3 separate regions of the Homo sapiens genome follow, and regions 1 and 3 are each linked to region 2. Evidence: chromatin loops called from intact Hi-C (ENCODE). Cell type or tissue: heart right ventricle. All regions are shown on one strand. Region 1 holds the start of PDE1A (phosphodiesterase 1A). Region 2 overlaps PDE1A (phosphodiesterase 1A). Region 3 overlaps PDE1A (phosphodiesterase 1A).

Region 1 (5,000 bases), 190 kb after region 2:
CCAGGATCATGAAGCAAATCACTTGAATTTAACAAATTTTATTCTAATTATCTGGGCAAAGAATCTCAGCTTCCACAAAGTTCTATTTTTTACATAAATAAGCACAGAAGTGCAGTTAAGTTGCAATCCACCTTCCCCATAGCACCTAAGCATATAATTAATTAATTAGGAAGAAATGAGGATTTGGCATAAATCAGTGGTGAAAACCACCTGCTTCAATCCCCACAGCTCTCCAAAGGGGTAATACAATAAAGATGATGGCTAGGTGGATCTGATTTTATCCAACACAACCTTGCCTTTCCAAACTGCTGTGGGTGCCCTCTGTGAGTTGTGCCTCACTGGTGTTGAGTTTAGAATCATCTGGGCAACTATCATACCTTTTTGAAGTCGCACGTGCACTTGGGAGAATATAGATACTACATACAATTGGAAGAACTTTTTAGGAAATATGGTAGGTGAATATATTTTGGGGGTCATTTTAGATTTTTGGTTATTTACCAACATCATTGCATAAGACACAAAAACATATTTAAGTAGAGGGGGATAGTAATATTAAATCCATATATATGAATTTAAATATAATTTATGTTCAAAGGAAGACTTTAAAACAGATTCAAGCTAACATCTTGTTTTAAGCATTACAAAGGTATAATGTTGCTATTAATAATTCAGTAATGATGTTTAATCAGTAAAAATGGCCACATTTTATATAATTATATTCCTCGAGGTCTACTCATTCATTATGTAGAAACCACAGAGAAATTTTGCTCATACGTTTTATCATCCTGTATTTAATTCCAGACAAAAACCAGTGGTTGCAACTTGACCTTAACATTGCTAACATGTAGTATCTCTGCTTTATCTAGAATATTATTTTGTGGAAAGACAAAACTGATATATAACTGACTTTCTTAAAAATCTTCTGTTTTGAGGGGCAAAAATAGGGTTCAATTTCTAGATACTTTTAAATTATTTTTTATTTTAAATTCTAAAGTACATAATAGGTAACTAAAGAATCCAGAATTAAAGAGTCAATGAAGAAACAGCTGCTTTCTTAAAGAAAGGGTGTACCTCCCTCCAAAATTAAACTTTAGCTCAATCCATTATACTGTATCTACATTTTGCCTGGTCACAGATTCCACCACAGTGTAAAATTTTTCCTATCACCCTGTTGTTTCTTTAACTGCTGGTCTGATATTCCTGAGCGAGCTGTAAAATGTGCACTCTAGTAAAGTAGCTATCAAGTTCAAATTTATCTCCCGACACTTCACTCCAGAAAGGTGTAGTATTCACAGCACTGAAACACTGCCCTTGCCTGTAATCAGTTGAAAGAACTAAGCACAACGTTTCCTATTTAGAGGGCTGTGCAACAGCCTACAGAAACAGCTAGAGATTGCATAACGTTTCCAAAGTTTTTCCAGTACTATGTCACTTATGTGTTTGAATAGTTAAGATTTTGTAAAATGTATTTTCAGGAGTTGATAAGAGTTTGTGCACAAAGTTTCAGAAAACAGAAAACAAAAAGGCTCCCTCAGTATGCCTGAAGTTAAACTTTAAGCACTCTTGATTGCTCTGCTGTAGCTTAGTGGCAGAATCCCCAAATTAAGGATGAAGGGAGAAACTATTGTTCCTGACAGCCCTAGAGCCACCTGCGATGTAGCATTACTTACCTAAAGATGGGTCTTTGGAGATGTTTCTTCCTGATTGTGACATGGTCATCCATTTAAAGGTGAAGGTTTAACTTCTTCCTGGAAACCACTCCAGAAACTCCAGAGAGGAAATGTGGAAGCTTATCCTGATCTATTGTGCTGCAAGGAGCCCAGAAAGAAAAAGTAGTTTCCTCTTTCTCTTTTTGGGTGCTGGGAGAAAACTTCCCTGTTCTCTGCCAGCTGAGCAGTGTGTCCATAGAGGCCACATAAGACAGGCACGTTGGGGCACTCCCCCACAGAGCAGGGTGTGCAAAAACCACCAAGAGTCACGTTGATCCAGGCAAGAGAAGTGCACGGGACCCTCCGAAACAGAACAAAACAAACAGAAAACTTCCTACCCCAGTGTCATCCAGGTAGGAACTCCCTAAGTTATTGCAGCCATGAGAGCTCTCCTTCCACATGCTGGTCAAGCTCCGAAAGGCTAAGTCCCTCCCTGTCTTTAAAACAGACTGTTCTGAGGCTCAACTTTTTTTCTTCAAAATAAAAGTTGTACAGCTGGTTCAGCAGCCCCATGTGAGTACCCTCTGAAAGTTTGTTCTCTTAAAATAAGAACTGTATACAAATTAATGAAGAAAGATAGGCTCGGGTTGCATGGCTGGCTCTGCTTCAGATTATAATTATTTTACAATCTTGCTTGTATTCATGCTGGCTGAAGTGTGGAGACGACTCATCATTTTTAGCACTTATAATCTAATAACCTCCTCTTGGCTGAAGTTGAAGATGCCATATCAACTGATAGAAGCCCATGCGAAGCTGACCAGAGCTACAAAAGTTAGAAAAACAAAAATTGCTAATTTCTACTGGTGACATTATACCCAGATGTCTGTACCCAAATGTGGTTTCCAACTAAGAGGAAACATCTCTTGCAAAAAAGAGATGGAAACACACACACACATCCACATGCTTTTTTTTAACAAAAAGCCCCTCCAAAGTGCCTGGGAGCCTATGGTTTATATATTATGTGATGAAATTTGGATTTATAAAAGTAAAAGGAAAGAAAAGAAGGTATAAAAGAATTTGTGAACAGCTGAAAATAAATGATATTAAAAATTGTTTTCTTTTAGAAGACAGATTTACACTGCGGGAACTCTTATTCTAGCTCCAGATAAAGGGAATGCTCGTATTTTAATGTAACTTATTTTGGAGACCTTCCTGTATCTGAATCACTAACAAAGTTCCTATTCAGTCAATAATGTCATAAGATTCCAGGTCAGAGATTTGTAATAAACTAAATCATTTCAAAGCATGATTAGAATGTTTTTAATATATACATGTAATAAAAAGGGAAAAATGAGTAACGTGCATGCCTTTAGTTGAATGATCCATAAAAATAAAGATCAAATGTCACAAAGGAGGATACTATCTGTAGTTATTGGCACTCTCCAAATACTTCCAGGGAGAAAGATCACCTTTTTATTTTCCTCCCTGAGGAGAGATAAGGAAGGAGAAGAGAGTTATAAGGGAATCATGGATTTTATCGAGCCGTTCTAATCCAAACTAGGAAATGTAATCATTATGAGAGCATTGAACTAAAAATAAAATAAATGGGTTCTAGTCCTAGTTCTATTGCAAATATGCCGGGCCACTGTGGGCAAATTTCTTGACCTGTCTGAGACCATTTTCTTGTTTGTAAAATGAAATTATAATATTAATTGAATTCTATATTTCTTTCCAGCTTTAATGGTACTATCATGTTATTTCTAAATCTGATTCGCCTGCTTCTTGCAAAGAAACTGCCATAGAAGTTATGATGCCTGATACTTCAAAAACTACACACTTATTATGTACTGTTATAAATAAATAAGGAAGCTATAAATAAAAAGATGATTTTATATTATGTATAACATATTTATATAGATATTACATAGTTATGTAGTGACATCTATGTCACTGTTCTCTTTATGATCAATAAGTACCAATGATAAATTCACATGTGTGCTATACAGCAGTTAAATATACTGACCATGTATAAACAAACTTAGATACAGATCTTTGAAGCAGATGCTTTATTATTACCATATGCTTTGGCTTTCTTTGTATTTAGGAAAGCACATAAGAAATAACACATTGTACAGGTCTTCTGGGAGGGATTTTGCGTTTGTGGGTAGCATTCAATTTCTGTAGTCATGGTTTACCTATATTACCATTAATATAGCATAAATCTTCCTCCTGAGGGAAAATTCAAGAAAATAATAAGCCCATCAACTTTTAAAAATTAACTTTCATTTTGTCTTCTTTTGAATTGGAAATGTGAGACAATTTCTACATGAACACAATGGAGGGAACTCAACATAAATACTAATAAACATCTAGCCAAGGTACAGTTCAAACGGCAAGCAAGTATGAAATATAGCTTGAAGTCCAAAGGCTTGATTACCAGCTGAAGAATCTGAAAGTTGTTAATCATAGGAAATCCATAACATACTTCATTACCTTAGGTTTATATTCTTTTTTCTTTCTGTGATTAAGTTAGAAAGTTTAGATTCACTTTATGGAAAGCACTATATTTAAAACCAATCTGAGACCCTATAAAGCATTCAGATGATACCAGTAAATTAAATATTCACTGGGCACAAAGAAAAATATATATTTCTTAAATGTTTTTATTAGCTTTTTCTCAAAGAACATTTAAATTTAACATTGGAAAAAAGTTGGCTTTATCACCTTATTCAACTTTAATGTAGTATTCAATAAGACAAAGATTTCATGATTATTAATTAAATTACTAAAATATATTCCTTACATTAACACAACTGTAGTGTGCAAAATACTAAAATATATGGCATAAATAAAAAGGCCAAGTCTTCTATACAATAGACTATAATTTATTATGAATAGTTTTTTTCCTGAGGGGGGTCAGAAAGGGTGTTTTTATTTTTCCTGTTGTGGAAAAACAAAGTCAGGCTGACTTAGTCTAACACGTTCACACACATACCCTACCCGACTCAGTGCTGTTAGAAATCGTCCTAACTGGTGCTCAATAAATATGTTAATTTTCTAAAACACAAATCAGCTGAAACACACCAAGAATTCCATCTAACCAACTCATTTTGTGTGACAAAACACATAGATCAACCCATGTGACTTTTCCAACCAAAAGTACCCTAAGAGTGTCATGGTATTTTCCATTAAGCATCATGGAGAAAAGGTAAGCTTTTCTTTTCCTGATTTTCTTCATTGTTATAGTCTGGCTGTGTTTGTAATACACAAGTGCCAAAGCATGCAATGGCAAAAAGGTCATTTGATATTATGCCATCCCAAGCACTGGAAAATGCATGGGTCTGCAGGTTC
Region 2 (5,000 bases):
TTAGAAATGTTCTTGAAATTGAAATCAGGCTGGTATAGGTGTTCAGTCAAGGATGAAGGTTGCAGTAGATGAGGCTAGAAAGCAGAAAGGGACCTAACCAGGCTCAAGTGAATTGGGAAACCTTCTGGTGGTTTGAAGCTTAAGAATGACAGGAACTAGGCTGGGCACGGTGGCTCACGCCTGTAATCCCAGCACTTCGGGAGGCCTAGGTGGGTGGATCACGAGGTCAGGAGATCAAGACCATTCTGGCTAACACGCTGAAACCCCGTCTCTACTAAAAATGCAAAAAAATTAGCCAGGCAGGGTTGCGGGTGCCTGTAGTCCCAGCTACTCGGGAGGCTGAGGCAGGAGAATCACTTGAACCCGGGAGGCGGAGCTTGCAGGGAGCCGAGATCGCGCCACTGCACCCCAACCTGGGTGACAGAGCCAGACTACGTCAAAAAAAAAAAAAAAAGAAAAAGAAAAAGAAAAGAATGACAGGAACTAATTTATATCCTAAAAACATCACTGTGGAATGGCTTGGTTGGGGTGGTCAAGTTAGGAGGAGAGGAGCCCAGTTAGAAAGTTACTGTCGTATTTCTGAAGGCAGATAGTGGAGGCTTAGATTGTGGTTGCAGGAGTGGAGATGAGGAAGTGAGTGGATTCAGAATGCATTTGGGTAAGTAATTGCCAGGGCTTGCCAGGGAATTGAATCTTGGGAGGAAGCGTTTAAAGGAAGAAGCAACAAGACTTCAAGTAGACTTTCAGCTGTCAGGATTGAAGATGATTACTTTTGAAAATTTCCAATAAACTTGTCCCACTATTTTTATGCACCTACTAGTGGGGATTCAACAGTGATTTAAAAAAGACTTTATTTCTATATGTTCTTAGCACATTGATTTCTTAAAGACTGCTTACTAATTTAGTTACCTGAAGAACAATTTTATACTTTTATAGGCTACTAAATGTGTTTTATGTAACATATGAAAAAATTGAAATTTAGCATATTCAGATATTTTATATATTATAACCTTCTCTTGAATGGAAATGGAAAATCAGTTGATCTTCCTCCACAGTTTACATTTTTTCCCAGTTTGCCAAGTTCTGTAATATTTTTTTAAACAAAGAAGACAAAATATACATTTCTTTAGCAAATCAAACATACTCTCATGTTTCATCTGTGATTCTCTCACAGATTTTCTGATGTACTATTTAGATATTTTTAATTTGATGCTAGAGAAAAGTCATCTTCTTTAAATTGCACAGTGTATTTAACCATCTTTAAGCTTTATATTTGTTGCCATGCATTCTCATTTACACTTTTAGAAATTCAAATGTGTTTTCCACTGTCCCTTTAGCAGAAAAAAATTCAAGTTTGTAATATTGATTAACGGTAATGCCTAGAGATATCAGAAGATGAGAAATAATGCAGTTTCTCTAAAATTTAATTTTAGGCATATTGGCAAAATTTTTCTCTGTTTCTCAACTTTATTAGTTTCTAAAATATTCAAATAATCATTCCACATATAATTTCATGTAATTATTTTTTAATCTAAGGGATTTCTGATAACTACTTTTCAATTCTGTCAAACATAAAATGTCTATTTTGGCGAGTCTTTTGTAGTTTTAGTTCTAGGAAATATCTTGTTTCCTAGATGGAAAAAATAAGCTGTATTCTTAAGGGCTGAAAGAATGTAAAATTGGGTCATATTAGCATGTGTTTCACATTGAAAACTCTGATGATATAACTAGGCGTTTCTAGGGGCCATCAAATATCCCTTGCTTCAGTGACAGAAATGTTGAAAAAAAAAAATAACCTATCAAAAGTGAGCATGAGAGAGATTTCCTCCATTATGGAAAGAAGGGAAGCAAATGGTCTTCTGTCTTTAGGGCAGAGGAAGGCCTAAGTGATCTTGACATGTAGATTGCTACCCAGTGTAGAATGTATTTCATGAAATGTTACATTTTATTCAGGTAAAATTAGTTGTGTAACATATACATGTGTCAGAATTGTTTTTAAACAGTTGTTCACAAAGGTTCATTTGAGGAGAAAGGTCATTCAAAAATCTTTGCTTTCAGTCTTCATGTCAACTTAAAATAAATAAAAAGAATGCATCCGGGACCAGGTGTTTTTGTTATAGGTAAGTTCATCATAAAGTCCCAAATTTGTTCATTCTAGTTATCATTATGATCACAGTTTTCGTCAATAAGTGAAATATAGACTGCTCATACCCTTGAAAAAATGAATGTATCTGCTGCCTTTCAAATGTTACTGTCTTGAGATACCAACAATTTCACTTACCTTTCCACAAAAATTCCAGCTTGAACAGCATGCACAATGCTCCGAAATTTTGGTTTTTCCTCAGGTTTCTTTTTTGTCATCCCCATTTTCCGTGTAAAGGTAGAAGCCAACCAGTCCCGGACTTCAGATGGGACTGAGTCAGTCTGAATGTCACTGAGCTCATCTTCAGTATCCAGAAGTCTTCTACAAAAATTTATACAGATTAAACTTTTTTATAAAAAAGTGAAGAAAAACATATAACAGAAAAACAAGGATTGCAATGGGATTTAAAATATAGCCAATCACTCTCTGATTATTCCTTAATATGTACTCTCTAAAGAAAGAAAAAAAATTCATTAACATTTGGAAAGCTCTTAATTTCTCAAATTGATCATATGAAGACAACAACGAATAGACTTGAGCATTTGCAGCTTCCCAAACATTTCAGCACAATGATACACCAGTCTAGAGGTACCGACTGTTAATATCTTTAGTGTGCTATTCTAATAATGAATAAAACTAAGGAAAGATAGGGAAGTGAATTCATAAACAGATGTCTGCTATTAAAGGAAGTAACTGGAGTGGGAAGAAAAAAGGGGGATTGAATCTATAATAGTTGTCATATACTTAATAATCTTGTGTGTATCTTAAGTATAGTACATGCTATTTGAATTAGGCTTTGCAATTTATAAAAGTCATTCACAGATGCTACTTCATTGGATAAGTACCTCTAAATTTTAGGAAAATAACCACTTAAGTGCTCCCAACGATATCCATTCTATCAATGTCACAGATTTTAAAAGTGAAAAAAAAAATGAAAACACATGATATCAAATAGATTATGTTTAAAGCGCATTTCAGGTGACCACGGGGTGGAGCTCTCATGGGTTTAGAGCTGCTGGCTGAGGAAATCAACCCAGTGAGTGAGGTAGTGAATAGGAACTGAAACAATGACCACGCTCTGTATAAGCTCCAGGTAGATAAAATTGACTGGACTGCTGAGTAATAACAGCTGCCATTAAAGAGGAAACTAAGGAAACATCGTTATTTTAAGGCCAGTCAGCTTCGGCAGTCAAGAACTTCCTAGAGGTCTGAACTGGCAACATCCCAGAGGCTCCCCACCAAATACAGAAACAGCTTACAGAACAGTTGAACTTTGCCTCTAGGAAGAACACAGGCCAGCTCTGCCTGCCATTTGACTTGGTTCTTTCCTTATCTGTGCACCAATCTAAAAACTCTGGCACATGTTAGCTTCAACCTTTGGGTTTCATCTGCTTTTGAAAATCTCTTTGCCCAGACCTAGGCCTAACGATTATGAGCTAATGTTGGAAGGTGGCCAGAGATGGTTGTACATGCTAATGCCTCAGAAACAAGGCAGGGGCCATCTCAAAAAGCAGGGACAAAACAAAGGACAAAAAACAGGAGGTCTCCACAAAGAACTCAATCTGACTAAAGAGAGGCTCAAAAGGTAATATGCAGGAGAGGAACTCTTCATGTTCCTTTAAATGACCTCTCACATATGCTGCTGTTTCCTATAAACCTGCAGAAAAGTCATTTGCCAATATTTATTTTCCATGGTATTAAATAAGCATGAATGTATTTATGAAATACCTTATAAAAAATAAACATAAGTTCTGGAGTCACAAAGATACGTGTATACATATAACGATAAAAAATATTTAGAGTTGAATGTTAATACTGATTAATACTTACTCTATATGATTTTTAACTTTCTTTCTGATCTGACATTTGGATGGTTTTGATTTACCCCTAAAACACTGAACTAGAAAATTAAAGCAAAATAGTTTGTTTATCTTTTTGCCCATTTGAAATTAGATTCCCTAGCCCATTTCAGCAAGTCACTAAACTTCATGGCTTGAAAATATCACTACTTTAAAGATAATGCCATTTCTACTATCTCTTATGCAGTGATCAGATACAGTGTAGGTAGAACAAGTGGAATAGGAATCATTGTGGTGTAATCTTGTGATGTCACCATGCTCCAAGCATTCCACTGCAGCCTAGTTTTGTCAGCTAATCTCCTTAGAATGACAGAAACCTGGCTGATGGTGCCAATTCCTCCACAGTAAATTTCATGTTGATGGCTTTAAGGCTATATGTCCTATACTCATAAATGATCCAAGAGAGCTCACCAAACATGACAAAACCAGCATATGGAAGGGATATTCCACATAGTAGAGTGGTACTTAGGAGGCTGGAAATCCTTAGTCGTGATGCATGAGGTCATCTACTGAGAAGAAAGTGCATATAATTTTAGGGAGAAATAATGATACGGATTAATTAGGGACACACAAATAAAGGACGACAGTGTGTTAAGGGAAGAGCATGGAATATGCTATTGTGTAACTTGAAAAGGGAATCTTGAAAAGGCAACAACTACCTCCGTGAGGTTTAATTTTATGTGTCACCATAGGTAGGTTATGGTGGCCAGTCGTTTGGTCAAACACCAATTTAAATGTCGCTGTGAAAGTATTTTTTAGATGTGATTAACATTTAAATCAGTAGACTTTGAATAAAGCAGATTACCCTCTAAATTATGGGTAAGCCTCATCTAATCAGTTGAAAACCTTAAGAAAGAAGATTAAGGTCCCCCAAAGAGAAAGGAATTCAGCTTCCAGAACGCCTTTGAAATCAAGACTGCAACAATGACTCCTGCCAGGGTTTCCAGCCTGCCAGTTTGCTTTGCAAATTTCAGACTTGCCAGCACCAATAATCACAT
Region 3 (5,000 bases), 130 kb after region 2:
GTTGAAACAGAAAAGTTATGGGATTGCAGGAGATTAGGAGTTCGTTGAATGCATTATCATTGAACATGCTGAAGTTACAATCTTTCTAGAGACTTCAGAAACCTTCCAGCAAAGACCCAGAAAAAAAGAAAAAGTTCAGAAAAACTGCGAAAAGAGGCTCTAAAGTCTTACCACAAGATACAGCAAAAGAGGAGGAGGACTACTCAAACGCAATCAATTAACATATCTGAGAAATACAAAGAAAAAGTTTTCCCAGAGGTATAGGCTAGGCAGAAAATCTTAGCCCATCCAAAGCAGCAGCTGGATGGAATCACAACTTAATGTCATTTGATTCTAAAATCTTTGAAAAATATTAGAACAACAGTTCTAAAAAAAGACTACGAAAAAAGTAGTTATAAAATATGCACTATAAACATTTATTAAATATAGACTTCTTCCATATTAAATTATTCTTTTAATACCTACAGGCATTAGTTTCTATTTAAGATCAAGGCCCTGCCAAATTTTGTTTTATTAACAGAAGAAAACCAGAAGAAACTTCCCCAAGCAGTATTTTAATTGAAATGTTATTTTTATAAAATGACTATCAGGTCTCCTGAGACGAAAACTTATTCTGATAAAAGTTTATTGTTAACAGGACTTCAGGAGCTGAGCAAAGGGAGAAGATTGCAACAAGCAATGAAAAGCTCCCAATAAAAGTACAAGCAGACTGCCCCACAATGTTTCAGCAGATAGGCAGAAGAATTGACACATTTACAATTTTGCCCTAATAGACATTTTTAAAGTTTTTCCCTAACAATTTGTTTACTGGATATCTGGGAGGTCATGGATGCTCTTTAGGATAAAAATGACTCCTCTCAAAGGTGATAGTAATAACCATTTGTTTAGGTGTTCCTAACACATAGTCATGTCTTGCCTCATTAAAAATCATGCATGATTATCTTACTTTTATGATAAATGTTAAAATGACCTACAAAATGAATTAACATTTATTTATTTATTTATTTAGAGACAGGGTCTCACTCTGTCACCAGGCTGGAGTGCAGTGATGCCATCTTGGCTCACTGCAACCTCCGTTTCCTGGGCTCAAGGGATCCTCCGACCTCAGCCTCCTGAGTAGCTAGGACCACAGGCATGCACCACCACGCCTGGCTTTTTTTATTTTTATTTTTGTATTTTTAGTAGAGATGAAGTCTTGCCATGTTGTCCAAGCTGATCTCAAACTCCTGAGCTCAAGCAATGCGTCCACCTCAGCCTCCCAAAGTGCTGGCATGGGCCACCATGCCTGGCCAACTCTGATATATTTTTATTACCGTTAATTGGCATAATTTTTTTCAAATGTGCATATCTTGACTTGCATACCAAAATGTGAGTTTTCCGAAGATACAGTAAAACTGTGGTTTTATTTTTATTTATATAACTCTTGTATTTATACAACTCATCTACTGCATAACTGCTATGAGGAGGAAGGTATTGTGTTTGACATTACATAGGGGAGAAGTATTGGTAAAAATGTGGAATTTATCTTAACTAAAATGTTAGGTGTATAGCATAAATTCAATAACTGTTTGATAAATAAAATGATAATTGTGATCATTTTATCTATATTTAAGTGGGAATGGGTTTCAATTTTCTCTTTTAAAAGGCATTTTAAAGAAAAACTTTGAACATGTCACAGACCAGGATGTAAAAATAGTGACAACAAAGAATTAAACAGGTAACACTGTTATATGCTGCTGATATTACAACAGTTCCTTAAGTACTTTCTAATTTAGTGAAGAATTCAGAGCTAGGCAGGATAGGGACTGGAGAAACAAATTTCACCCCCTAGTCTGACCCTGAAGAGTGAGAAGGTACAATGTTTAAGAGGGTGCTATGCCACAATCTCAGGTCCAAATTCCAAAGTTATTCATACTAGAGAACCAATCTAAGGGGCAATTCAGAACACAGAGAAATTCAGGAACTGGCTGATTGCTCAGGAGTGAGGCAGACCAACGGTTAGCACTGGGAAGTGTTCCCGTAGGAGAAAAGGCTCAAACACCAAGATGACTCATAAGACAAAATTCCATTTCCTGTACAGAGGGACAGGCTGGAACAAGGCAGCACAGAAAACAGAAATGTCATAAGGACAGTGATAAAGGAACAATGTGCAGGCCAGGGATCCACTCATGACTTAGGAAAAGGGACTAAGACAAAGGCCCAAGCCCTGTGCACTGGGACCCTATGTAGTGACAAGGAGAAATTGTTGAGGCTGAGCAGTTTCACGACCTCACATAATGCCAGTTCTTACCTGTGGTTGTCTGTGAAGAAGATTAGAATGAAAAATACATCACAGGGGCTTCAATGATTTACTTGAGTCAGGCATCCTGAATCTTGGGGTTTAGTATCAAACACTGCATTATAATAATGGAAGGGGAACCAATTACTATCCAATCTGCCTCTTTTGGAATGGCCTCAGGGGTGACCTGGGCTGCATGTGGTACTGTCAGGAGAACAACTTTCAACTTCAATAAAATGGTGGAAGGCAAAGCCAAATGACAAGGGACTGCTAAGGAAAGGAGGAGGAGAGAGGGCAGAGAAACCAACAGTGTAAATTACTTCTTCGACAATCTATTAATGTCAGTACAACCACATATCTTAGGTTCAAAAACTGGAAAAACTTAATCATTAAGTGATTTGGTCATGGTGGGCTTAAAAACAGAAATTTAAAGGCAGTTCTAAAACTCTAATAAATCATTGTTTTAAAGTTCTCACACAGCTGAAACAGAATAAGGCTACTTCATAAAATTTCCTTAAAGTAAACATTCAAATTTCTCATAGAAAAAGTCACAGGTTGCTAGAAATGTATTATAGCACTTCACTTGAGAAACAGAAGTAAAGCAGTGAAGAAGGAGAAAGGATAGAATTTAGTGACTAGTAAGGCTGAAAAATGAATATTTTTTTTCACATGAGCTTGTTTAAAGGCAGAAGAAGGAATTCAGGCAGGGACAGATTAAAAATACATGTAACAAGAAATGCTTGGGGGAGATATATGACAAGAAAACAAGAGGAAATGTTATTAATATCACAGGAAAAGAAATCAGATTTTCACATGATGACTTCATTGAGTTGCCAAATCATGTGCAAATGTTGTAAAGGGACTAAAAAGATATGCAGTAAATAGAAAAGGACAAAAAACAATAAATATTAATGGCTTTGCCACAGCAGTCATTCAATTATTTAATCAATAAATTTTTACCAAGTATTTGGTGAATGGTGGAGGAGAAATATTAGATAAAGTACTAATGTTCAAAAAATTAAAAATTTAGTCAATCCACATATATGATTAGTCAAAATTTCTTTATAACATATACTTATTATTTTTTCATATGTGACATTTAAAATTTATATGTACATTCATGGGTCAAATCAAAATAGATAACTCTCAAAGACTGATAGGTACTTCTACGATAAATATCATCATGAACACTTGAATATTCATATAGAAAGAATAAACTTTATCCCCCACCTCACACCATAGATAAGAATTATTTCAAGATGAATCAAAAACCTACACATAAATGATAAAATTATAAAGCTTATAAAAGAAAATACAGGAAAATCTTTGTAACCCCAGCACAAGCAAAAATTTCTTGAGACACAAAAATACTAACCATAAAAGAAAATTGATAAAGTTTACTTCATCACAATTAAACTTCTGCTATTTAAAAGAGACAGTTTTAAAAATACCATTAAGAAAATAAAAATTCAAGTAAGAATTAGAAGAAAAAATTCATCAGACATATATCTGACATAAGTCTTACATACAGATCATATTAAAATCTTCTACATATAAATAATTAATAGAATAAAAATGAACATGATACTAGAATAAACACTTCACAAAATAAGACACACAAGTGGTGAATAAGCACATAAAAAGATGTTCAATATCACTATAGCCAAAAGGGAAATACAAATTAAATCCAATGATTTACCACTTTTGTATTAGTCTGTTTTCATGCTGCTGATAAAGACATACCCAAGACTGGGCAATTTACAAAAGAAAGAGGTTTAACTGAACTTACAGTTGCATATGGCTGGGGAAGCCTCACAATCATGGTGGAAGGCAAGGAGAAAGTTTCGTCTTACATGGATGGCAGCAGGCAAAGAGAGAATGAGGAGGATGCAAAAGTGGAAACCCCTCATAAAACCAACAGATCTCGTGAGACTTATTCACTACCATGAGAACAGTATGTGGGAAACTGCTCCCATTACTCAAATTATCTTCCACCAGGTCCCTGACTCAACACATGGGAATTATGGGAGTACAATTTGAGATGAGATTTGGGTGGGGACATAGAGCCAAACCACATCATTCTGCCCCTGGCTCTTCCAAATCTTATGTCTTCACATTTCAAAACCAATCATGCCTTCCCAGCAGTACCCCAAAGTCCTAACTCATTTTAGCATTAACCCAAAAGTCCACAGTCCAAAGTCTTTTCTGAGACAAGCAGGTCCCTTCCAACTTTGAGCCTGTAAAATCAAAAGCAAGCTAGTTACTTCCTAGATACAATGGGGGTACAGGTATTGGGTAAATAGAGCTGTTCCAAATGGGAGAAATTGATGAAAATCTGAAATCTTCCAGGACAGTCAAATTTTAAAGCTCCAAAATAATCTCCTTTGACTCCAGGTCTTACATCCAGGTCACACTGATTCAAGAGGTGGGCTTTCATGGCCTTGGGCAGCTCCACCCCTGTGGCTTTGCAGGGTACTGTCTGCCTCCCAGCTGCTTTCATGGGCTGGCATTGAGTGTCTGTGGCTTTTCCAGGCACAAAGTGCAAGCTGTAGGTGCATTCTGGGGTCTGGAAGATGGTGGCCCTCTTCTCATAGCTCCACTATGTGGTACCCCAGTAGGGATTCTGTGTGGGGGCTCCAACCCCACATTTCCCTTCCACACTGCCTTAGCAGAGGTTCTCCATGAGAGCCCCATCCTGCAGCAAACTTCTGCCTGGGCATCC

Evidence for each region. Hi-C counts contacts between places; a loop is a spot of excess contacts. Peaks named below come from ENCODE experiments on the same cell type or tissue, not always from the same donor. Only the 100,000 strongest peaks of a DNase experiment are listed, where the experiment ranks them.
Region 1: it touches region 2 in a loop (4-fold over the local background); 7 of 110 quality-filtered maps call a loop at or near these places.
Region 3: a loop joins it to region 2, with 1.9 times the contacts of the local background. A loop is called at or near these places in 5 of 110 quality-filtered maps.

Annotation. Positions count from the first base shown.
Region 1 is chr2:182,424,908-182,429,907 of GRCh38, forward strand. PDE1A (phosphodiesterase 1A) reads right to left here and starts at 2,129. Exons shown (of 15, transcript NM_001363871.4): 1 at 1,671-2,129. The coding sequence starts at 1,723. In heart right ventricle, no CTCF peak of the experiment used is centred here; no DNase peak of the experiment used is centred here; H3K4me3 peaks cover 3,790 bases; H3K27ac peaks cover 2,783 bases.
Region 2 is chr2:182,237,829-182,242,828 of GRCh38, forward strand. It overlaps PDE1A (phosphodiesterase 1A), which reads right to left. Exons shown (of 15, transcript NM_001363871.4): 3 at 2,282-2,464. Among named protein-coding and RNA genes, the nearest start is that of PDE1A, 190 kb to the right of the region's middle. In heart right ventricle, a CTCF peak has its summit at 3,124 (motif pointing right); no DNase peak of the experiment used is centred here; H3K27ac peaks cover 615 bases.
Region 3 is chr2:182,370,796-182,375,795 of GRCh38, forward strand. All of the region lies in intron 1 of PDE1A (phosphodiesterase 1A), which reads right to left. Among named protein-coding and RNA genes, the nearest start is that of PDE1A, 54 kb to the right of the region's middle. In heart right ventricle, no CTCF peak of the experiment used is centred here; a DNase peak (open chromatin) is centred at 2,096; H3K27ac peaks cover 3,340 bases.